2 separate regions of the Homo sapiens genome follow, and region 2 is linked to region 1. Evidence: chromatin loops called from intact Hi-C (ENCODE). Cell type or tissue: PC-9. All regions are shown on one strand.

What was found. Hi-C counts contacts between places; a loop is a spot of excess contacts. Peaks named below come from ENCODE experiments on the same cell type or tissue, not always from the same donor. Only the 100,000 strongest peaks of a DNase experiment are listed, where the experiment ranks them.
Region 2: it touches region 1 in a loop (16-fold over the local background); 9 of 110 quality-filtered maps call a loop at or near these places.

What each region holds. Positions count from the first base shown.
Region 1 is chr10:93,287,316-93,291,315 of GRCh38, forward strand. No RefSeq gene overlaps it. Among named protein-coding and RNA genes, the nearest start is that of MYOF, 190 kb to the right of the region's middle. RefSeq lists enhancers at 1,175-1,948, 1,504-2,703, 2,258-2,758, 2,759-3,259. In PC-9, a CTCF peak has its summit at 1,909 (motif pointing left); a DNase peak (open chromatin) is centred at 1,786; H3K27ac peaks cover 692 bases.
Region 2 is chr10:93,004,185-93,008,184 of GRCh38, forward strand. All of the region lies in intron 19 of EXOC6 (exocyst complex component 6), which reads left to right. Among named protein-coding and RNA genes, the nearest start is that of CYP26C1, 55 kb to the right of the region's middle. In PC-9, a CTCF peak has its summit at 2,500 (motif pointing right); no DNase peak of the experiment used is centred here.

The DNA.
Region 1 (4,000 bases):
CAGTGAATGAATATGCCTTCATGTCTTCCGGTGAGGAGATGGCTCTCTCACCACCTCTACCTTGGGTTGGCTGTATGGGGTTAAGTAAGGAGGAATTTGACAAATGGGGGTTTAAATCCGACATTTATCATTTACTACCTGTGACTTTCTCCAAATCATTTAACTTCACAGAGCCTCAAATTGCTCATCTATAAAACGCCAATAATTATTTCACCTTAGGATTCAGTGATAAGTGGCTGTAACGTTCTCAGCATCATGTCTGCCTGGCATGGCACTCTTGGTAATGATGAGTATATCTTATTGTCATCATAGAGCTGGGTATGACAGCAGGTGCAGATACGCCTTCTCTTTATTTATTTAAAGCTGAGTGCCTCTCTTGTCCCACATTCTAGAAAGTGCTAGGGATAGAAGACATTCTCCCTGCTTCCCACTTCGTATCCACTTGATTTGGTGCTTCAGTGAAAGAAAAGCCAAGCAAACCTTTCCTTGATTCCAACCCTGAGGTGCCTTCAGCCTCAGGTTTGTTTCCCCCGCAGAGCAGCCAGGTAACTGCAAACAGCCCTGGTGTTTTGGGGTGCTCATCACAAGCAGGAGAAATCCTCTGCCTGGAAATTACTTTAATTTGCAGTTGACAAAAAGGTAAATTGCTGGCATTTTTTGCTTGGAGCCTGGAATGTAACCTTGCATGGCTGCCCCAGACATTCCAGGTGGCAGCTTCCATTAGCCAGCCCAGATTTCTAGCTTAAAGGAGGGGGAGAAAAAGAACTTCAGTAATTTTGCAAGGGCAAACCCCTCAATCATTATTTAATTCTGCCAATTTCTTTCCTTCTTTCTTTTCTTTTCCTTTCTTTTTCTTTCTTTCCTTCTTTCCTTCTTCCTTTCTTTCCTTTCTTTCTTTCTCTTTCTTTCTTTCTCTCTCTCTTTCTTTTTTTTTCTCTCTCTCTTTCTTTCTTCTTCCTTTTTTTTTTTTTTTTTTTTGAGGCAATCTTGATCTGTTGCCCAGACTGGAGTGCAGTGGTGCGATCTCAGCTCACTGCAAACTCTGCCTCCCGGGTTCAAGCGATTCTCCTGCCTCAGCCTCCTGAGTAGCTGGGATTACAGGTGTGCGCCACCACGCCCAGCTAATTTTTGTATTTTTAGTAGAGACGGGGTTTCACCATGTTGGTCAGGCTGGTCTCGAACTCCTGACCTCGTGATCTGCCTGCCTTGGCCTCCCAAAGTGCTGGGATTACAGGCGTGCACCACCATGCCTGGCTAATTTTTGTATTTTTAGTAGATACGTGGTTTCACCAGGTTGGTCAGGCTGGTCTTGAACTCCTGACCTCGTGATCTGCCTGCCTCGGCCTCCCAAAGTGTTGGGATTACAGGCGTGAGACACCGCGCCTGGCCAATTCTACCAATTTCTATTCCTTCAAGTTCCCTGCCACTCCTGTCCGTATGTACAGCAGAGCCAATATGGACATCCCGTCACAAGGTCTGTTTTCCTTTGCTTAACCTTCAATCCTGTATTATGACAGTCTGCAGGCTTGTAATTTTTCGTTGCATGAGAGACTCCTTCCTGTGATCTACCACTGTTTGATTTGCGACTCGCTATGGGTCATGAGAGCAGGCCCTTCTGTTTTATTCCTTTGCAGGATAACTGGGATGCGGTAGGCTTTTAGTACATAATTGTTGAAGGAATGAAGGGGCGAATGAATGCGTGAGTTCCAGCGTTTCCCAAGGCCAGAGCGTTTTTGTCTGTCTAGTCATAGATTTCCATAGCATTCCAGAAGGAAGGGCATCGTTTAGATGCGGTGCTGGTCGCCTTCCACTTAAAATATGTCCCAGAGATGCCTGTCTGGGGTGGGGTTCCATGGAATGCAGACTGAATGGAATGCCTTTTAGGCCCGGTGAGAACCTGAGGCCACTGCTGCCATCTTGTGGACAGTATTTGAAACACAGGAGACGTGATGGCCGTTTCTCCCAAAGAAACCTTGGCTGATTCTATTACATGATGAAATATTCTCCTTAGCAGTGCATTAGGCCATGTTACCAGACCCATCCTTAACCTATTTGTATTCCTCTGTTGAAATAATAATAATATAATAACAACAACAACAATAACTCCCATTTGCTGAGTTTTAGGCACTGTGCTAGTAAGAGAACCAGGATTTGACCTCATCCCATCCACTCTGGACCCAACTTTTGGCCATTTCCCCACACTCTTTCGTTTTTTGAGTTCTTTCTCTTCTTTCCCTTCCAACTCTCTACTGTGATTATGTATCAGTCCCTGTAGTCACATCTTGTCTCAATGATTTGCTTATGTGTTTGCCTTTCCAACAAGACAGTGACCACCTTGATGACTGGTCAGAGCTGTTGAGTACAGGGATTTCATTGACCTCTGTGCACCAACTATGCACCAGGCCCTGTGCTAGATTAGGAGTGTGTGAACACACGTCAAACTGGACTGTAGGCCTTCCCAGTGTACGTGTGCAGGGTGTGTATAAAGCCATGGGAGAGACGTGGAGTGTGTTTCTGGAATATATTATAATTGAAGATGGACAAAGGCAGTGGTGGAGAGATTGGTAATTTAATTAGTTATTTACAACCTCGTTTTTATATAAACCGGCCTCCCCAGCACTGCTCAGGTGAACCTTAACCATTATTATTATTTTTTTGAGACAGAGTTTCGCTCTTGTTACCCAAGCTGGACTGCAATGGCGCAATCTCAGCTCACTACAATCTCCACATCCCGGGTTCAAGCGATTCTCCTGCCTCAGCCTCCTGAGATCACAGGCGTGCACCACCATGCCTCGCTAAGTTTTGTATTTTTTAGTGGGAATGGGGTTTCACCATGTTAACCAGGCTGGTCTGGAACTCCTGACCTCAGATGATCTGCTCGCCTCGGCCTCCCAAAGTGCTGGGATTATAGGCGTGAGCCACCGCGCCCAGCCAACCATTATTGAATTTATATGTACAGACATTTCTTTGCTACTTACCCTGGAGCACTTGACACAGAGTTGCTTGAATGTGAAGCAATTTATTTGCAGCTGGGGATGTAAAGGGTGGAGGAGAAATAGCCTCTCTCTTTGAGACTCTCTGGAATGGAAGGGAACACAAAGTGAATATCACATATGCCATATAGCCTCTATTTTAAGTTGGACTGCCCCCAACGTATCCTCTGTGTTGGATGAAGAAAACACAGGCAGTTTTCATTTGAGGCAGTACTAGACAGAATCAAAGCTGATTAAAGTAAAAAGATTGTGAAATGGAATGCAAGAATTAGAATAAATGTATAAATTAAAGCAAGGCTTTCAGAAAGCTTTAAACCTCCAGGCAAAACCTAAAGGTTTTTAGTCAATTTCCCTTTGTATTGGGCTATTTGGGTAAAAGTTCACCAAGGGTCATATGTCATGCCAGTATATAAAGCAATGTCACACAGAGTGACTGAACTCAGGGTAGCCATCTTTTCTCCTTGATTCAAGACCTGAGTATGGCGCACTCATCACTGGTCAGGCACAAGGCCAGATGCTTCAGGGACAGGGAAAGAAGAGGACAGAGTCTCTGTTCCTGTTGGGGGCTGGCAGGTTTCCCAGCTTTAAGTACCAGCATCACCGGTACCACCTGTACTGTACCAGTAACAACACCTATAAGGGCTAAAGACAAAATGGAGAGACAAGAGATACAGAGAGGAAAGCAGCAGAGGGAGGAGAGGGTGGGAGAGGAAGAGCAGAGTGAGGGGATGGATTCTAGAGGAGGTGACAGAGATGACTCAGACACCTTAGAGGAGGCCTGGACTCAGCTCAAACAGAAGTGTCCTCTTCGGGCCCTTCTAAAATGCCTGGCAGCAACCAATGTCCCATGACTGTCCCCAGCAGCCCGCGAAGTTACTGCCCTTTGTGACTGCAAGGAGGTCTGATTGCTGGACCTGCATGGTGTGTGTCCCCAGCACTGGCATGTTTGTTCTGAGGTCAGGAGTACTGCAGAGAAAGCAGTCTCACTAGTATTCATATTTTTCCAT
Region 2 (4,000 bases), 280 kb before region 1:
AAAAAGAGTGAATGAGTAAAGGTACAATTTGATATGATTTAACCATCCAGGATGGATAGTTTAATTAAATTCAACATAGAAGATTTGAAATTGCAGGTATCTTACAGAGTGCTATGCTCATAATAAAAGGTCTACAGATGTTTGTTTATTGACTAAATTAACAAAGTAACAAATCAGGAACTCTCTGTAACCAACACTGGTCTCTTCTAGAGTTCTACCTTTGTTGTCAGAAAGTTAAGACCCAGCTGATACTGCTGTATTTCAACTCAAGACCATTTAACTCCTTGATCTAAACAAAACTAATCATTATTTCTTTCATAAAAATTCTTCACATATTTGATGACTGAAGAATGACCTTTTAACTTTATCTTTCTGAGCTAAGTAGTTATTTTTTAAAATGTTTCCTTGTAGGGTATTTTCACATGCCTTTTTGTAAATTTTCTTTGGATCTTTTCCTGTTTTTCTACTTTTTTAACCTATACTTGGTCAAAGTGGATACAATGTCTAAGTTCAGGAATATAGAATTATATGAACTTATATAGAACTTTTCTTTTTTAAATTGCTTTCAGATCAGTCTTAAGATGGTCTGAGTACATGTCAGGAAGTTGAGACCTTGCTTCCAGTCCTGGCTTTGCCTCTAACTTGAGCAAGTTGACTTGGACAAACCCTTCAACCATCAAGAGGCCTAAATTTTTCCCATAACACATGGAATTTGGAATTGATAAATGTTTCAAGATAACGTCCTGGTTCTAAGATTCAAAGGCAGTTAAATGTTAAGACATTGAAGAGTGTGGGGCTTTGAAGTCATATATTAATTATGTCTTCATATCTATTATGTGCATGGCATTGAGGGAATACAGTGGTAAGCAAAACAGAAAAGGTCTTTACCCTCTTGGAGTTTAAGTCCAGTGGGGAAACAGTAATTAATAACTTCATTAATAAATATGACTATAAATTGTTAAACTTTGTAAAAGTATATGGTATGAGAATACTAGGTAGGATCTATGTATGAATATAGAGGTTAACTTTTGGTTAATTTGACCATAACCATCATGCTAGTATAACTGCATGTTTGGAGACAGTCAGGAAGATAACCAGGAATACATACTTGGAAATTGCAAAAATAGCTCCCTCTGAAAGCTACATTGAACCTTTGATCTTAGTATAAATTTTATACAAGTTCAAGATAAATGTCTTCTTATTTGGAGGAGCATTTGCCAAGGTATGAGAATGATGTTCTGAATCAGTGTATGTACTTTGTTTTATATTTATTAAATACTTATTATATATTGGGTACCAATATAGATACCTTATAGATATAACCATATAGAAGAAAAGATTAATATGTCTTCTAAACAAGTTCTTACAAAGGTGTCACAGAAATTCTTCCTGTTACTAAGAAAATACAGACTATTTCCCAAGCATCAGGCAATCAGAAAGACCTATTCTATATTTGAAGTATCCAGAGTAGGTCTAGAATACATTTTTAAATTCATTCTGCCCAAATGTCTAAGTTAGGTTATTAGCTCCTAAGGGTTTAACATCTGAAATCTGTAGGTATTAGAAAAGGCATTAGAATAGCTCCAGATTAAAGAGTGCTGGCACCTATTTCAATGGTGAGTTATTGGAGAGTAGATAAGTTTCTTAATGTGAAAGCCTTGGTCTTTCTTAATTTTTGGATAAAAACTTAACCTGCTGGGCACAATGGCTCATGCCTGTAATCCCAGCACTTTGGGAGGCCACGACTGGAGAATCGCTTGAGCCCAGGGGTTCGAGACCAGCCTGGGCAAAATAGGGAGATTTCATCTCTGCAAAAAAAATTAAAATTACTCAGATGTGGTGGTGCACATGTGTAGTCCCAGCCACTCAGGAGGCTGAGGTGGGAGAATTGCTTGAGCCTGGAAGGTCAAGGCTGCAGTGAGCCGTGATCATGCCACTGTACTCCCGCCTGGGTGACAGAGTGAGACCCTGTCTCAAAAACAAAACAAAACAAGAAAGCTTAGCCAAAAAAGAAAAAAAAAAAGGATGCTGTTTATAGAGTTTTAGCGACTATGACCTCTAATTCTAGCCTTGAAAAAGGGCTGTGCCCCATAATAAAAGTATTAAGGCAAAATCATCTGGATGGTAAGAGAAGAATATTTCAGTGCCTTTTTAAAAAGTAAGCTGGATGCTGTTACACTGTTTGGATACCTGAATTTGTTCCTGGTTTGGATACCTGAATTTGATACCTAACCTATCTGATGGAGGATACTTTGCCCAGGTTTAATTCCAAGAAATGGAGAAAACTAGATACTACTTTATATAAAAATGAGGTGATGAAGGTAGAGTAACAGTTGGTCCTCGAGGTTTGCATCCCACTGTTGCTGACCGCATACAGCAGAAAATACATCTAAAAGCCAAGAATCCTAACTCTCCTGATTCCCAGGCATAAGTTCTTCACCACCAGAAAAACCACTAGATGGTGCTCTTAGTCATTCCTTCTAACGACACAGCTGGTTCACATGGGATACTTTGTTTGTCTAATAACAAAGTTTGTTAAACAAAACTTGAGTTCTTACTAGCTACTTTAATATTCAGATCTAGATAGAAATGAAATTACAAGAAGTATCTTCAAATAGAATGAATATTGGCATTCATATTCAGCCATTTATTTAGTTACAGAATTATTCCATTTTATATGCACCTGTGTGGTCATTTGCAAGCAAGATCTTAAAACTTTAGCTTAGCCTCCTCCCCTTTCTTTCAGTCTTTTGTCAAGCTTCTGATGTATTCCCTCTTATGACTCCATGGGCCCTTTTTCTCCCCCACCCTCTTTACCCCCTGACAATTCTTCCTACCCTGTATGGATGTTTTCTATATCTACATTGTAAACAATCTACATTCTCTGCCTTATGATAAAGATAACTGTCTGCCTAGAACAAGATTTTTCAAGGACTTCTGAGTTTAATTCCCTCTGAGTTTAATTTCAGAGTAGGTTTTATATTTTCCAGTCAAGATAAATACTTATGGCCTGACATCTTGGCAATTTTCCTTCCCCCCTCGTAACAAACCCTTTACATTTTGCATAGATCCTGAGGGGAAGGGCCTGTTTTCCTACTCAAAAATTTTTTTTTTTTTATATATACAAATAACTCATGTTTTGCCTACAGGTATTCTTTGTTCTCTTAAAACTTCATAGATTGCCGGCTGGGCGCAATGGCTCACATCTGTAATCCCAGCACTTTGGGAGGCCGAGGTGGGTGGATCACCTGAGGTCAGGCGTTCAAGACCAGCCTGGCCAACATGATGAAACCCCGTCTCTATTAAAAATACAAAAAAATTAGCTGGGTGTGGTGGCACATGCCTATAATCCCAGCTACTCTGGAGGCCGAGGCAGGAGAATTGCTTGAACCCGGGAGATGGAGGTTGCAGTGAGCCGAGATCACACCACTGCACTCCAGGCTGGACAGCAGAGCGAGACTCCGTCTCCAAAAACAAAACAAAAACCCAACTTCATCGATTGCCAATTTGGAAGATAGTTTTGTTATAATCACAGCTTACCCCGCATACATTATTTTTTGTTCCCACTTTCATCTAAATTGATTCAAACTAGTCTTCTTCCAAGTTAGGCTGATATAGCAGAGTTTTACTCTATTGTTATAATATACCTTCCCAATAAGATCAGACACCTCCTTCTCTAATCTAAGAATATTTGAAAACTTGGAATCAGGCCGGGTGCGGTGGCTCACGCCTGTAATTCAGCACTTTGGGAGGCCAAGGTGGGCGGATCACCTGAGGTCAGGAGTTTGAGACTAGCCTGGGCAGCATGGTGAAACCCCTTCTCTTCTAAAAATACAAAATTAGCAGGGCCTGGTGGTGCATGCCTGTAATCAAAGCTACTCAGGAGGCTGAGGCAGGAGAATCTCGCTTGAACCTGGGAGGTAGGGGTTGCATTGAGCCAAAATTGTGCCATTGCACTCCAGCCTGGGCAACAGAGTGAGACTCCATCTCAAAAAAAGAA